2 separate regions of the Homo sapiens genome follow, and region 2 is linked to region 1. A link is a loop called in an ENCODE intact Hi-C map of the cell type or tissue named here. Cell type or tissue: Calu3. All regions are shown on one strand. Links, peaks and the distances in the headings refer to the core of each region. The heading gives the core; the rest is flanking DNA. Region 1 has its middle 240 kb from the start of SEMA3C. Region 2 has its middle 320 kb from the start of HGF.

The links. Peaks named below come from ENCODE experiments on the same cell type or tissue, not always from the same donor. Only the 100,000 strongest peaks of a DNase experiment are listed, where the experiment ranks them.
Region 2: it touches region 1 in a loop (3-fold over the local background); 4 of 110 quality-filtered maps call a loop at or near these places.

What each region holds. Positions count from the first base shown.
Region 1 is chr7:81,150,903-81,159,250 of GRCh38, reverse strand. No RefSeq gene overlaps it. Among named protein-coding and RNA genes, the nearest start is that of SEMA3C, 240 kb to the right of the region's middle. RefSeq lists a cis regulatory region at 3,244-3,257 and an enhancer at 3,179-3,323. In Calu3, for the core only: no CTCF peak of the experiment used is centred there; no DNase peak of the experiment used is centred there.
Region 2 is chr7:81,443,405-81,451,752 of GRCh38, reverse strand. No RefSeq gene overlaps it. Among named protein-coding and RNA genes, the nearest start is that of HGF, 320 kb to the left of the region's middle. In Calu3, for the core only: no CTCF peak of the experiment used is centred there; a DNase peak (open chromatin) is centred at 4,172.

The DNA of each region.
Region 1 (8,348 bases), core at 150-8,149:
TTTAGAGAAAAATATATGTGCCTGTGCGAAATGCTTAAAGGAGGACAGAATAAAAGTCTTCTAAACATAAAACTTCCCATTGTTGTATCAAAATAGGGTGGTATAACTAAATAATGAAAGAGTTCAAATAAGCCACAGAGTCGTCCTTCCATTTTTCTCACTTGTAATTGAAATGTAATGTCACTGTTGCTCTATGTTACTTAAAATGAAATACACATCAACACTTCCACAAAAAGTACTAAACAGCGAGAAAAATATATTAACTTGAGGGAGTTAGGTTATTCATCACACACATTAAATAAAACACCTACTTTAACAGTCACAGAATTTCTCTCTTATTTGTTCTTATGCAGTTTTTAAATTTATAAGAATTTTATAAATTTTTGTAAATTTTAAGAATTATGTAGATCCTATTATCTGACAATTATCATTTCTCCTCAAAGTGATGGTCTCAGCTGCTAATTTTATTTAAATAGCTACAAAGAAAGTTAGGAGGAAGCTAGATGGTAATAATTCTTTTGTTAGATAAACACTAATTGTTTTTCATAGAATTTATTTAGCTTTTCAGAATTCTTGGTGGGGAATAATGATAACTTTTAGTTAATCTGGAAATCAAAAATAAATATCTTGTCTTTTTGTATTTGCTAAGTGATCATATATTAGGGAAGATCATGAAAACCGAGCAGGAACATGTTGGGAAGCAAAATACCATAAATTTACAACTGGGCTTAAGTTAGCTAAGAGATTGATGACCCACTTGCTAATGTGGGAGAAATATACACAGGGTATATTGAGTTACTTTACTGCGGGTAGTTTGATGTGCTATATTATGCTGGTACTACCCTACTTGACCTCTGTTCAGTGATGCATTAAAAATGTGAAGTATTGTACTTCCTTAGAAAGCAGACTCAATGCATTTCAACCCCATGCTGTTTGTTACCCAAAGCAAGCATGGTTAAATTATATGCATCTCTTGGTTTTAAAGGAAGGGAAAAAGGGGAGGAGGAGACACGTTTCTCATGGATTAGCATCCTCTGATCTATTTTGGCAACTAAACTAATGCAAATTCAGCAGGTCCCTTTTTCAGGGTTGAAAATAAAAATATATTATGACCTGTTTTTAATGTTGATCTGAAAAAGACCTGAAAAAAAATTTTTTTTAAGTCCTAGAAAACCAAGTGGTCTCTTTAAATATAAATGTCTTGCATTATATGAACACAGAAATAATATTTACTGGCAAATTGTCTTTTGTAATCTTCCTGAAGTTTCTCCTTCTTTTATATTTACACCCTCCAACATACACATACACATACACAGGGACTTAGCTATATGTGTTCTTTTCTATACTTGATCTTAGCCAAAGGGCAGAGAAGTGATTGTGTTTGTTTCTAGACTAAGTTCTTAATGGTTCAGAGTCTTCAAGTTCATTCTGGTACACATCTTGTCTTCATGCTCCATAGTATTACATAGTCTTGTATTTAAACAGTGGATTTTAAATAAACGGTGAAAACACAGTGATTGTAAAAGTGAAGAAGCATGAGTAACTATCTGCCATTCCATGTGACTGGTTAGAGCTTTTACTTATATTTACAATGTTATAAGTGTAATAGACTAAACATGAAAGGGTCTTTTTTTTGGGGGGGGGGAGGAATTACATACTTAATGACAGAGTAAATATTTGAATATATCTTTAAAGTTGGGATTCTTTTCTCTTTTAAATTGTTCAATTTTAAATTAAAGAGTGATTTAAATAATGATTATTAGTGACTGTTGCAAGATTATTACTGTACATAGTTTTGTTATGGAAATATGAAGAATGTTTAAAAAATCTGCTCAGGGCATTACATATACTAGGTATGCCAATGTTTAAATCAAAAGGAAAGAAGTTGGGGTGAGAAATGTAGAAGTGAAATGCTACCTAACAGATTCTATCATGTCAGAACATTGCCATTTCAGTAGCATTTCTTTTCAAATTGTTGCCTCCTTAAACTCTTCTTTTCAAGATCAAAACATCTCATTTGGACTAAAATTATTATTCATGAGTTCAGATTAAAATATGATTCATTTTTCTCAGATACACTTCTTTCTAACTTGGAATATGATGAATTCCTCCTGGTTTGAGTTATTAACATTGAATCTTGTCTTCAAACTGACACTTAGACTAGATTATAAAGGACATGCATTCAGATTTCATGTGAACTATGCCTCTCGGAAGCCAATAGAATGTAAAGGTTTGTTTATACAAAGCATCCAATTTGCTCTATATTTTAAATATAGATAGCACTGTGTAGTTCCATACATGAACCCCTAAAGCTGGAAGTTCTATTTGACTTTTTGACTTTTTTTTGAAATTTGAGAGGAGTCATTAGGAAACTGAAACTCAATTATTCATTATGGGAAAATCCAATAATTGAAAAACTGTTAAACATATTAACTCAATAAATGTGAATGTTAATTGGAATTTATCTAATGTATTGTTAATTAAAATGACAGGTCCTGTGGAATCCTGTGATTTTCCAAGTGATCTCTCATAAGTTAGATGTGCAGCTATGATTAGAAGATGTGGCAGGGAATAGAAAAAAATACAGAAATTGATAGAAGGATAAGAAAATAAATTGGAATTATGATAGATGCTCTACTGAGAAATAAAGAGTTAGGATTTGTTTATAAATAAAAAGCAAACTTGAAACAGAGCAATGAACACAGTATTAAATTGTTAATCTGGGATTTTTAAGTTGTTAAACTGGGATTTTAAATCTTAGATGCTCAAGATTCCCATCATATTACTGATGGTAAACAAAGAATATTAACATTTATATAAAACTCTAACCTTTTATGGTAACCAGGATTTAAAACAAATAAATATTGTTATGTGGGAATTGTAATAATGATCCCATTTCCCTGATGTTGACTAAAGTGTTAACTCTTATGTTCTATTCTGGGGTTTAGTTCAATGAACTACACATCTCTTTACATTAAATGTGGGCTTTGCTTCCTTCCTTTCCTTTTTTTTTTTTTTTTTTTCCTTGGAGTTCACTGTCTCGTCTGCGGTCAGCTTTCTTCATATTTTCTACCTCTTCTTTCAGTGGTTCGTGTTGGCTACCTAAGCATTCCTTTCTATCCTACACTTCAAGGGTGATAGGGAATATTTGGTTTTTCAGGAACAAATGAGTAACGTTTGCATGAAAATGTAACTAATAGTAAAATAGCTCTCTGTTTGCTTTCATGGCAGCTATTCAATAGAGGTTATTCATTAACAAGTTCTCCTCTAGTGTAAAGTACTTAGAAAGAACTGGTTCAGAATGTAGCCTTTGTTTCCAAGTCTTCCTTTTATCTTGGTTTGTACCCTATGTCCTCATGCCTGAAGCAGTCACTCTGTTCTTCTATGTCAAACTGTTACAATTACCTTCACATTCTACTGGAAAAGTCATCACTCACAAACTCCCACTCAGTGTCTCTGTGTCATTAGGAATGAAGCCTAGTGGATATAATTTCCCACCAATTCAGCATTGAAGTCAGAAATATAATGAATGGTTAACAAGTCCCAGACTGGAAGCCACTTCTGTTGAAGGATGCCAGCCCATGGGCTGAATGTATGTGCAGTAATTTTGTGAACATATAGAGAGCCCTGAAAATTTAAGCAAACAGGCAAAACAAAACAAAATGCATCACAAAAATGTGCTGGAAGAGAGGTGTAGTGTCACAACCTGTTGTGACAAATCTATTGATTTAACTACAAAACAACATTATTTACTAAAGACTAAAAAATATATGGTTGACATTAAATCACACTTTGAGGTTACTAATAGGATTATATAAGCATAATGAGTAAACAAGACACTTTGAACTTTTGTTTTTAAAAATTATATCTTTTCTTTTAATTAGCAAAATTACCTAAAAGCAATACAATGATACTTGGAAAGAATAAAAATTCAAATAAAAAAGTTACCCATACCTTCTCTTATGGCTTGAATTGTGTCCCTCAAAATCCATCTGTTAAAATCCTAACTCCTAGTACCTGAAAAGGTGACCTTATTTGAAAAATAGATTAATTACAGATATAATAAGTTAAGGTAAGATGAGGTTATTAGGATGGGCTGTCTAGGGTCCTTGTAGTAAAGTGAAATTGGGACACAGAGGCATGTACCCAAAGAGAATTCCATGTGAAAGGACTGTAAACCAAACAGCATATGAGACAAGTCTCAATCAATTTAGAAGTTTATTTTGCCAAGGTTCAGGATGCGTGGTAAGGAGACATGTCTGTGCCTTTCTCCAAAGCTGATTTTTAGGGCTTAAATATTTATAGGAGAAAGGGTGGATACTGAGGAAAGACAAAAACATTTTTTAAAGGTATGTGTAGATAAGGAGCAAATGGTTGCATTCTTTTGAGTCTTTGATCAGCCATTCGCATGTGAAAGTGGGGGGGTAGAGGAATAGTCACTTATGCATTCTTCTAACTCAGTGAATCTGTATTTTTACATAAGATAAAATAAACATAGGGCAGAAGAAGCAATCAGATATGCATTTGTCTCAGGGGAGCAGAGGGATGACTTTGAGTTCTGTCCTTTCTCCCATACCTTTGAAGATAAGTTATCAATTAACATTGTCAGGGTGAAATTCAACAGAACTGTTTTAGGGTAAGGATCTTGGGGCCCACAAGGAATTTCCTAGTGGGCAAATTGTGAGGGAGGTATGTGGCCTTTTCTTTTTCGTAGCTATCTTATTTAGGAACAAAATGGGAGGTAGGTTTGTGTGAGGCAGTTTCCAGCTTGACTTTTCCCTTCGGCTTGGTGATTTTGGGGTCCTGAGATTTATTTTCCTTTCACAAGACACAGGAAGAAGATGGCCATCTAAAAGTCAAAAGAAGAAGCCTGGAACAGATTTTTCCCTCACAGTTCTCAGAAGGAGCCAGTGGTGCCGACAACTTGATCTAGTCTCCAGAGCTATACCACAACCAATTCCACTTATTTAAGCCACCTAGGTTGTGGTACCTCGCTACAGCATCACCTAGAAAATTAATGCACCTTCATTACCCAGAGATAACCTCAGTAAACACTTACTATACATTTAAAAATCTGTGGCCTATTTCTGTTTACTTATTCAAATATTTTTTTTTCACATAACACTAAATTTTGAACAAATTTTTCAGTCTATGGCGGTGACGTCTTGTGCCCTACCCTGAAGTCCATTTTTCCTTCCTCCCAGTAACAATGCTCTAATTTTAGTGCTCAATCAAAAGATAACATTTGCAGCCTCCCTTGGGCCATGTGCTTATTTATCTAAATTCTGGACAAAATGATGTTAGCAGAAATGTTGTATTGGACTGTAAAGAACTGCAAAGTTTCTAAAATTTTGCACTACTTGAAAGCAAAAAAGAAACCCTTCCACAGAAAGGTGGTTTTCTTGTCCCAGTTTTCTGAGTGCCAATTCCCACAGGGCCAGAAGAGGATGAGACACTTACAGAGCCTAAAACTTTTATAATGGTCAGTGAACCTGCACACCCTTTGTGTAGGACAGAAATGCTGTTTCTACCTTGCAAGGCTGCTTCCTATAAAAAATTCTTAAAACGATAGACCACCAGCCAACGTTTTGAGGATGCATTCATATTTTCAGAATGACAGTAGGAAGAGAGGAAACTGAGCTCCATACTAGTCCTGGCCTATGCACCCCCCCAGACTTCTTTTATGGCTGAGGAAATTAAACTTCTTTAGTTAAATCACTTATTTTGGGAATTTTCTGTGGTGCTGTCCAATCCTAGGTCTAACTGGCATGCAGTCAATAAAACTTACATTTAAAACTTCATTTTTCAGCCGGGCACAGTGGCTCACATGTGTAATCCCAGCACCAAGTCAGGTGCATCACCTGAGGTCAGGAATTTGAGACCAGACTGGCCAACATCGTGAAACCCTGTCTCTATTAAAATACAAAATTATTTTACTCTATTAAAAATACAAAATTTAGCCGGGCGCGGTGGCGGGCACCTGTAATCCCAGCTACTCGTAAGGCTGAGGCCGGAGAATCATTTGAACTCAGGAGGCAGAGGTTGCAGTGAGCCGAGGTGGCGCCATTGCACTCCAGCCTGGGCAACAAGAGTGAAACTCCATCTCAAAAATAAATAAATAAATAAATAAATAAATAAATAAATAAATAAATAAATAAAATAAAATAAAATACTTCATTTTTCATAATGACAAAGAAGTAAATCATATAATCATACCATCATTTCCTTAGTTAAACCCATTATTGTACTCCCCTTGTTTTGTTCTCATTTTCTTCTATTCCAATCCAAAGTTTGATGCATGCAGTTTGTTATCCGTGAATATTTTTGTTCATTAAAATTATTTCCTCAAGATTGGCTTTTCTTTTTTATTGTGGGTTTTTGTCTAGCATATTTTCATTTAGCATATTTTCATTTCATATAAATATATACACATGTAGACAAAACAATAAAATCTCAAAGTTAAAAAATAAAAATTAATCACCATTTATATGTCTGCTTCCTCTTCTCTCTCTCTCTGCATGTATATAAAACATCAATCCAAAACTTCAGGGTTAAGGGGTAAGTATATTTGAACTTTTCCATTCACAATTCTTCAGATAAACAGTATAGTTCTAAATGATAGGCTTTTCTTATGATATTATGATTTATTAAATTTAACCTGTATTAGATAAGACTCTTCAATGAATTTAAAGTGACTTAATTTGCTTACACTACCCTCCTCTTCTCTCCTTTCCCTTTCCAATTTTTTTGCATGAACATTAATTTTTAATTCTCTTGACTGCTAATTACCAAAGCTTCATAAATCCAACTTCTTTTATATAGTCAATAGATATGCTTTTCTACTAATGGGTGTCTTAATCAACAAAGAGAGATAAATGAGTCTATTTGGATAGAAATAAGATTGATACAGCAAAGACCTGGTCCTATGATCTGAGTTGCTTTTATCTCAGTAATTCAAAATGCTTTTAGCTCTTAAGATAATGATTCAGGGTGTTTGTATAATAAATGTAATTACCTTGATTTATATGCCACATAGGAGACATAAAAACTTTATTTTAAGGGTTAACATTTATAGACATAACGCATACTATTTGAATAGACAAATCCATATAATTTTTCTCTGTTTTTCATGAAGAGGTGAGTTCAGCTCTATTGCTGTTTATAATTTCCCTGCATATAGTTCCGTTTGTAACCAACAGATGGGGAGCAGAAACAGTAGCTTAGTGTGTGTTTGCATGTGTGCCTGTGTGTGTGTGTGTGTGTGTGTGTGTGTGTGTGTGTGTGCTTAAGGGCATATGTCTTGCATGCCTGTACTAAAAGCTGAACAAATGCATTTAGGCACGAAGAGACAATTGTCTAAGAAAAAGATCAAGGAAGCTAACAAGGATGAGTTACATTCACTGATACGCTAGTGCTAATACTGTGGAGAGAGCAAACAAGGTCTTAGAACAAATGGCAATTTTCTGCTGTTTGTGTTCCAACAGTACATTCTTTGTCAAGATTCACTAGGAACAACTAAATATCATACCTAATAACTAATAAAAAGCAGGCTACCTAATAATTGGATCCTAGATCAGTTTTTCCATCTGCATAACCTCACACTTTTAGCTAAATCCAGCTGTTAAGATTATCTTATAACGAAGGCATTACCTTGGTGCAATTCAACTCTTCATTATTGATCATGAGCCAAACCTAAATAAGATACAGAAATGAAACATTGAAATGTTTAGTAAGAACAGTTATGGAAAACAAAATTATTAGTAGTACAGAGCATTGTCAATGCCTAAGAAACTCAGGAAGGAGTCTAGCTAGCTGTTCAGAAGAGTTTAACCATTTAAGTTAAAAATATGTAGAGAGGAAGAAATCAAAACCAACAAGAGAGAAACAGTGAGATGGCTATTCTTTACTTTTTGGCTGATGAGCATCAAAATGCTCTTCCTATGACTGAGCAGTCTGACCCTTTTTGAGGCCTGGTGAAGACTCTTTCTCTGAAACAGAAAGGATCAGAAGCCCTTGGTAGCTCAGATGCAGGCATGTGACTCAGCTTGGGCTTGGGACCTCTGCTCTGCCAGTCAGATTCCCCTGCCCAAGCCTGTGCTTCTGTGCTGTCTGATAGTTTACAAATCCTTTGGAACATTGTGGTGGCAACACAAATAGCTAGAGTCCACTGACCACATTGGCAGTTGTATTGAATTCAAACAGCTCAGCAGGGCACATCCAGTGTTCCTGGCACCAGGGACAATTTTCTAACCAGCCTGAGCACACGATGAGATGGTGGCTGGGCTCTTGGCTGCCTGGCCTCCTTTATACCCTATTATTTTTCTGCAGCCCAGCTCTATTGACTTCCT
Region 2 (8,348 bases), core at 317-8,316, 290 kb before region 1:
GTTATATTCCACTGTGGTCTGAGAGAGTACTTAATATAATTTCAAATTTCTTAAATTTATTGAGGCTTCTTTTATGGCCTATCATATGGTCTATCTTGGAGAAAGTTCCATGCGCTGTTGAACAGAATGTGTATTCTGTGGTTGTTGGATGAAATGTCCTGTATATATCTGTTAAATCCATTTGCTCCAAGGTATAGTTTAAATCCATTGTTTCTTTGTTGACTTTCTGTCTTGATGACCTGTCTACTGCTGTCAGTGGAGTATTGAGGTCCCCCACTATTGTTGTGTTGCTGTCTATCTCATTTCTTAGGTCAATTAGTAATTGTTTTATAAATTTGGGAACTCCAGTGTTAGGTGCATATATGTTTAGGATTTGTGGTATTTTCCTGTTGGACAAGGCCTTTTACCATTATATAATGTCCCTCTTTGTCTCTTTTAACTGCTGTTGCTTTAAAGTTTGTTTTTTCTGATATAAGAATAGCTACCCCAGCTAGTTTTTGGTGTCCATTTGCATGAAATGCCTTTTTCTACCCCTTTACTTTAAGTTTATGTGAGTCCTTATGTGTTAGGTGAGTCTCCTGAAGGCACCAGATAGTTTCTTGGTGAGTTCTTATCCATTCTGCGGTTCTGTATGTTTTTAGTAAGCATTTAGGCCACTTACATTCAATGTTAGTATTGAAATGTGATGTACTTTTGTATCCATTGTGCTCTTTGTTGCCTGTGTACTTTGGGTTTTTTTGTTATTTGTTTTTGCTTTTTTAACTTTAATTTTTGTTTTATAGGTCCTGTGTGATTTATGCTTTAAACAGGTTCTGTTTTGTTGTGTTTCCAGTATTTGTTTCAAGATTTAGAGCTTCTTTTAGCAGTTCTTGTAGTGGTGGTTTGGTAATGGCAAATTATATCAGCATTTGTTTGTCTGAAAAGGATTGTATCTTTCTTTCATATATGATGCTTAGTTTCACTGGATCCAAAATTCTTGGCTTATAATTGTTTTGTTTGAGGAGGCTAAAGATAGGGCCCCAATCCCTTCTAGCTTATAGGGTTCCTGCTGAGAAATCTGCTGTTAATCTGATACTTTTTCCTTTATAGGTTACCTGGTGCTTCTGTCTCACAGCTCTTAAGATTCTTTCCTTCATCTTAACTTTGGATAACCTGATGACAATGTGCCTAGCAAAGATCGTTTTGTGACGAATTTCCTGGGTGTTCCTTGTGCTTATTCTTTGTGGATGTCTAAGTCTCTAGCAAGGCTGGGGAAGTTTTCCTCGATTATTCCCTCAAATATATTTTCCAAGCTTTTAGAATTCTCTTCTTCCTCAGGAACACCAATTATTTTTAGGTTTGGTCATTTAACATAATCCCAGACTTTTTGGAGGCTTTGTTCATATTTTCTTATTCTTTATTCTTTGTCTTTGTTGGATTTGGCTAATTCGAGGACCTTGTCTTTGAGCTCTGAATTTCTTTCTCCTACTTGTTCAGTTCTATTGCTGAGACTTTCCAGAGCATTTCACATTTCTAAAAGTGTGTCCAAAGTTTCCTGAACTTTTGATTGTTTTTTCTTTAAGCTATCTATTTCCTTGAATATTTCTCCCTTCACTTCTTGTATTATACTTTGGATTTCCTTGCATTGGGCTTTGCCTTTCTCTGGTTCCTCCCTGATTAGCTCAATAACTAACCTCCTGAATTCTATTTCAGGTAAATCAGGGATTTCTTCTTGGTTTGGATCTACTGCTGGTGAACTGGTGTGATTTTTTTGAGGGTGTTGAAGAGTCTTATTTTGTCATAGTGCCAGGGTTGGTTTTCTGGCTTCTTCTCATTTGGGTAGGCTCTGTCAGAGGGAATATCTAGGGCTAAGGGCTGTTTTTCAGATTCTTTTGTCCCACAGGGTGTTCCATTGATGTAGTACTCTCCCCCTTTTACTATGGATGTGGCTTCCTGTGAGTGCAACTGCAGTGATTGTTGTTTCTCTTCTGGGTCTAGCCACCCAGACAGTCTATCCAGCTCTGGGCTGGTAGTGGGGGCTGTCTGCACAGAGTCTTGTGATGTGAACTATCTATGGGTCTCTCAGTCTTGGATATCAGTGCCTGTTCTGGTCGAGGTGGCAGGGAGGTGGGTGCAATGGACTCCATGAGGGTTCTTAGCTTTGGTGGTTTAATGCTCTATTTTTGTGCTGTTTGGCCTCCTGCCAGGAGGTGGCACTTTCCAGAGAGCCTCAGCTATGGTAGTATGGGGAGGAACCGGCAGTGGGCGGGGCCCTAAAACTCCCAAGATTATTTGCCCTTTGTCTTCACTACCAGTATTTTTAAAATAGCATATTATGATATGGTTCTGCATTTTTTTCAAAGATCCCCCTCCACTATACATACATTTAACTTTTTGAAAATGAAATATACATAACTTGGAAGAACAAAAGTTAAGAAAATATATAAACAATTCAGGCATTTCTGCTCAATCAGCAGAATGTTTCTGACTCAGAGTAGACAAGAAATGCCTTTCCATTTTCTTTGTTTCCTCCATTGGTCTCAGTTCATAAGACCACTCAGTGCCACTTTTAGTGAGTTCTTCCAACACTAAGTTTGGTCTAGTAGTTGAAGAATGTATGTTTTGTAAAAACACTCTCCTTATATAGAAATTAACTAATTTACTCAGGGCTGTTGTTTCCATCATAACACATTCCTGAGAGATTTTTACAGATAAGGTTCACTATAAGTAAATTTAGATCTACACACTGGCTTTAGAACCTAACTCTCTGCTAAGATACAACTGTATTGTACATTTCTACCTAACTTTTTATCAGCAAAATATTACTCTAATTCATAGATTTGAAGATACATTCGCTGATTCCTTATGTACATATATTATTGGGAAGGACAACTTTCCTCCATTTTCATTCTTTTTAAGGAATATCTTACCTATTCTAAGTAATTATTCTTCAAGATAAATTTTACTAATTTTCAGAAAACAAATTAACTTTATTAGAATTCTGAATGCAAATGAGTTAAAATTAATAATTATCTTTGTACCGTTTACTGAGTTTCTTCTTTGTGCCAAGTATTCCTGGAATTCATTTAAATCTCATAATTCTCCAAAGTAAACATTATATTGTTATTATCAATATTATAGAAACAAGAATATTGTGACTCCGAACTGTTATGTTTCGTTTCCAGAGTTATACAGCAAGTGGGCATTAAAGCTAAGACTTCAAGCCAGACTTTAAAGCCCCCAACCTAAACCTAAGCCTTGCTTCCTATTTGATTTTTATATGACATATATTATCTTTTGATTTGAATTTGGGGATAATAATATCTTTATAATGTGAATCTTCCCAACCAAGAGTACATCTATGTCTCTTCCTGTGTTCAAGTAATTATATTCATAATAATAATGTAATATATGTTATTAAGGTATTGTGGTTTTCTATACTATGCACATGCATTTATTCACCATTTAGATATTTGTGTCTATTTTTTAAAGGGAGGGTCTCACTCTGTCACCCAAGGTGGAGTGCAGTGGTGCGATCATAACTCACTGTAGCCTGGAACAGAAGATAGATGCAACGGTGATCTTCCTGCCTCAGCCTCCTGAGTAGCTGACTACAGGTGCCATACCTGGCTAATATTTTAATTTTACTGTTACTTTTTGTACAGACAGGGCCTCACTCTGTTGTCCAGGCTGGTCTAGAACTCCTGGCCTCAAACCATCCTCCAGCCTCATCCTCCCAAAAGTGCTGGGATTACAGGCATGAACCACCATGACCAGCCTACGTATGTCTTTATATATCATCACTTCATGGCTCTTTTCATCATTTCAATGACCACATTTTAGCCTCAAATATAGATTGGCTTCAGAAATAAAGTACTATAAATAGCACTGAATTTAGTTTGTGTAGCAAAAAAGCTAAGCTGTCCTCAAAACAAAGACGTGTTAAAATATAAGCAGACAAAATAGAGAAGTTAGTACAATTTTAAATGTTGCTAAATATTTATGTATAAATGGATTGATCAGACTTTAAATTTTCCCCAAGGAGACGTACAAATAAAGTGCTCCAAACAACTTATTTCCTGGTTAGAAAACACAGCCAGTTTATCCTGGTCTTGTGATGCCCAGTTCCTTCCCACCACCATCACATAGCAGATGAAGGTAAATACGAATCCCTCACAGGGAGTAGTACAACAGAGAACTTTAACAACACAGTGGCCACTAGGGAGCACATTCAGCTTTCTTATCAGGGACATTGCACGTAGTTCTGCTGTCAGTTTCAAATTTAAGGGCCCTCTTTGATGGTTAAAGAATTTTGAAATCAGTAACAATTACAAAAATAGTTAAAATGTTTATATTTATTATTAGAAGGGCACTGCATGATTTTTTTGATGTACAGGAAAAAAGAAGCAAAATCCAAAAGCAATTTTTACTAATATTTGACAAATGTCGTCAGTCTCATATAAAACTATGTTCATAGGGCACGTATATTTTTGAGTTTGTTTTAATGTGCTTAATTTTATGACCTAAGAATTTTCACAGTATTAAAATGTTTGATTAAATCTATTTTATCTTTTTAAAAGTATTCCATCTTATAGCTACAGTTATGTGGTGCCTAAACTTCCCATGAATATTGGACATTTATGCTGCTTCTGATTTTTTTAATAGAAACCATGCTCTAAAAAGTGTACCGTAAGAGCAAAAGTTCAGGTAGACCTAGATTCATGTCTCAACTATGACAATTAGCATTTGAAATGTGGGGCTAGTTATTAACACCTGTAAGCGTCATGGTTTTTTTCTTAAAATAGTAGGCAATAGCATCTATATGGCAATTGCTGTTGATTTAGCGAGTAAAACACATAGAGAAGAAACAACTTAGCATACAGGAAATACTAAATACATACTCTCTGATATATAATGTATTATTGTTGTGATTTTTGTACATGAATCTGCATTTAAGATTATTCTTCTAAAACACATTTCTGAAAGCAGACATGCTCATTCAAAAGTTATTGATCCACATTTGCAAATTGCTTTCCAAAATAGTTGATCAATTTTTAAACTCGAAGTGTTTTTCAAATTTTAGATTTCCTCCTTAATATAAAACAGTAAATATTTAGCAAATCACATGATTTTAACCTTGAAATTATCATTGTCTTTAGATGTACAAATTGAGCATGTGCATTAGAAAGTATTATGTGCATCTGATTCTATCTTTTTTCTAAACCAGATAATCTGAGTTTCACAAAGTCTGTCAAGTATTTTATGTGTGTATACATACATCTCATTTTCCTGAGTAGGAGGAACAACACTCCTTGTAAATTTCAGGAAGCTCTGTGTCTCAAGAGAGGTAAAGAGCCCCAAGCCAAAACCCAACCTTCCTAAAATATTGGGCCTGCTGATCTGCTTGAAGAACTTCAAATATGCCTTGTTTCTCTGGGACAAATATGCTAACCAGTGTAAACATATAATGTTAACTTTTTTTCCTATTTCCTTTGGCTGATATTTTCTGTAACCTCTTCCAAAAACTAAAAGAGTTGTAACATCTATAGGTAATACGTTGTATGATGACAATATTACTATTTTAAAGTTTACTTTAAATATGACTAGTGATTTTAAAATAAGTTCCCTCTACCTACATTTAGTACACATGCATTCCATTTATAATGTACTCAAAATGTTATATTCATTCATGTTGGTGACATGTCTGAAACTTCTTGGCCTTTTGACTAATTACATCTAATTAGAAGATACATAGAAACATATAGCAAAACAGAGTTTACATTTCTTTTCTCCTTTTTGGGAGGTCGCCAACTATATGGTTACAAAGAGCTAATCAAGAGCCAATTTCTTGTAGGTGCAATCTACTTACTGTTTGACTTCTCTGTACATACCTATGTCCAGAAAGCAGCAAGCCTTGAGAGGTGAATATATTTGGGGCACTTAGAAAATGATAGGTAAACAAGTAAGTGAAAATAAATAAACCATATGAAGTTAATCTTATATTTGCGCCTTGAAAAAAAAGCCTTCAAATAGGTGAGCTTTTGATTGAGTTATTTATATAAAACTCTTAAGAGATACAATCACTTTCAAGAGAAAGATGTGGTTTCCCTTAAAATCATTTTCCTTAACCTTCATTCTCCCAGGGGCTTTATGGATTTTAGATAAGAATTTCAGCTATGTTGATGTGAAAGCTGCTTATGAAAGAGCCAGAGTAAAGATCTGAAATACAAATAACTATTGAAAAGTAAATTACTGGACACTTACCCTATTTATTTGTTTCTACTGAGTTGGGCACCAACATTATTGGTATGAGAAAGCAGACTCTTATCTATTCAGTATGGAGTTCCTGATGAATTTGATATCTTATTTCTAATCTCATTTAGCTGATATTGTAAAGATATTTTCCAAAGAAAAAGATCGTAAGTAGAAAGCAGAGCATATGTATTAGGAGAGCCTTGAGTCTTACAGAAAGCTAGATGGAGAAAACATACATATGTCCCAAGTCCCTGTTTTCCACCAATGTGAAAAAATATGAAATATTAGAACCAAAGGTATTTTCATGGAATCAATAAGTTGCTCATCTCTGTGGATCTCTTTAACCAAATCAATAATTTGGAACAAATACTCTGACTCCAAGGCAGTGATTCAGCAATGAACTTTTGAATAGAAATTTAATACAATTTGGAGCCTTAAAAAATGAAAATTATCTCCCATCCTAACTTCTCCGTTAAGATATTTTAATATAAATAAAAAGGGGCTCCCATAAAACTAGGGAATCACAGAATAAGAGATTTGCTAGTGTTCTGGGTCCTTTCTTCTTCCATTGATAGCTAGGGAAGAGTTTCTTATGACAGGCGCTCGGGAAGTTAAGTTTCCTGCCTGTTAATGATATGAGGGTACCTTCTTGAAGATGAACCCAAGTGGAGGCAGAAGAGGCTTCTACTCAGGATTTCCCCATAATGTCTTCTGTTTTAAAAATAAAAATAAAAAATTCCAAAGAAATGTCCCTTTACTAAAAAGTGGAAGTTGCCACAGAGTCTTGGAAATAAATCACCTAAACGTCAACAGTAGTTCGATCAAAATGATGTTATTAACCTAGCTCTATGTTAGAGTCCTAGAGTCTAAGCTTGCAGGCATCAGAACCTCAACTTTCTTCTTCACTGTATTTTCATCTCACGCATATTTGTGAAATGAATGAGTAAATGTTCACAGAAAAAAAACATAGACCCTGACCAATTGAGTAATCTCATTTGTTTCTTAATCCTAATTGGTTAAAAACGAGTGACCGTATGCCCTTATTAAATGATTCCTATCAAGTTTATATGCTTTCACAGTTTCATATCTTTATATCATCGTAATAGCCATGTAAACTTGTTCTCCCTGCTTGGTTTTGGAAAAATACTCTTAAGAATACTTGGGTGACCATACTTAACAATAACATATTATATATTTTAAAATAACTGAAAGGGTGGAATTCGAATTTTCCTAACAAAAAGAATAATAAATTCTTGAGGTGATGGATACTCCCAGCTACCCTGATTTGATCATTACACTTTGTGTGCCTGTATCAAAAAATCACATGTACTATATTAATATATTAGCATATTATGTATCCATAATAATATAAAAATTAAAATAAATAAATTTTGAGTGAATCAGAAAAATAATATTTGGAAATTTTCATTTTTTTTACCGTTCTTGGTAGCACTTACAGAGAATGTACATTTTTAACACAATTCAATAATTAAATTTAGTTTCTCTTTTTACTGTTCATTAGAATGATACCTTAACCCCCCCTCCCCCCCGCCACCTCCATACACTCACACTCCCACGCACAATTTTCAAATAAATACATGTCGTACTTGGGGAAATGTTTAAGATTACACGTGGGCAAGGACTTCATGTCTAAAACACCAAAAGCAATGGCAACAAAAGACAAAATTGACAAATGGGATCTAATTAAACTAAAGAGCTTCTGCACAGCAAAGGAAACTACCATCAGAGTGAACAGGCAACCTACAAAATGGGAGAAAATTTTCACAACCTACTCATCTGACAAAGGGCTGATATCCAGAATCTACAATGAACTCAAACAAATTTACAAGAGAAAAACAAACAACCCCATCAAAAAGTGGGCGAAGGACATGAACAGACACTTCTCAAAAGAAGACATTTATGAAGCCAAAAAACACATGAAAAAATGCTCACCATCACTGGCCATCAGAGAAATGCAAATCAAAACCACAATGAGATACCATCTCACACCAGTTAGAATGGCAATCATTAAAAAGTCAGGAAACAACAGGTGCTGGAGAGCATGTGGAGAAATAGGAACACTTTTACACTGTTGGTGGGACTGTAAACTAGTT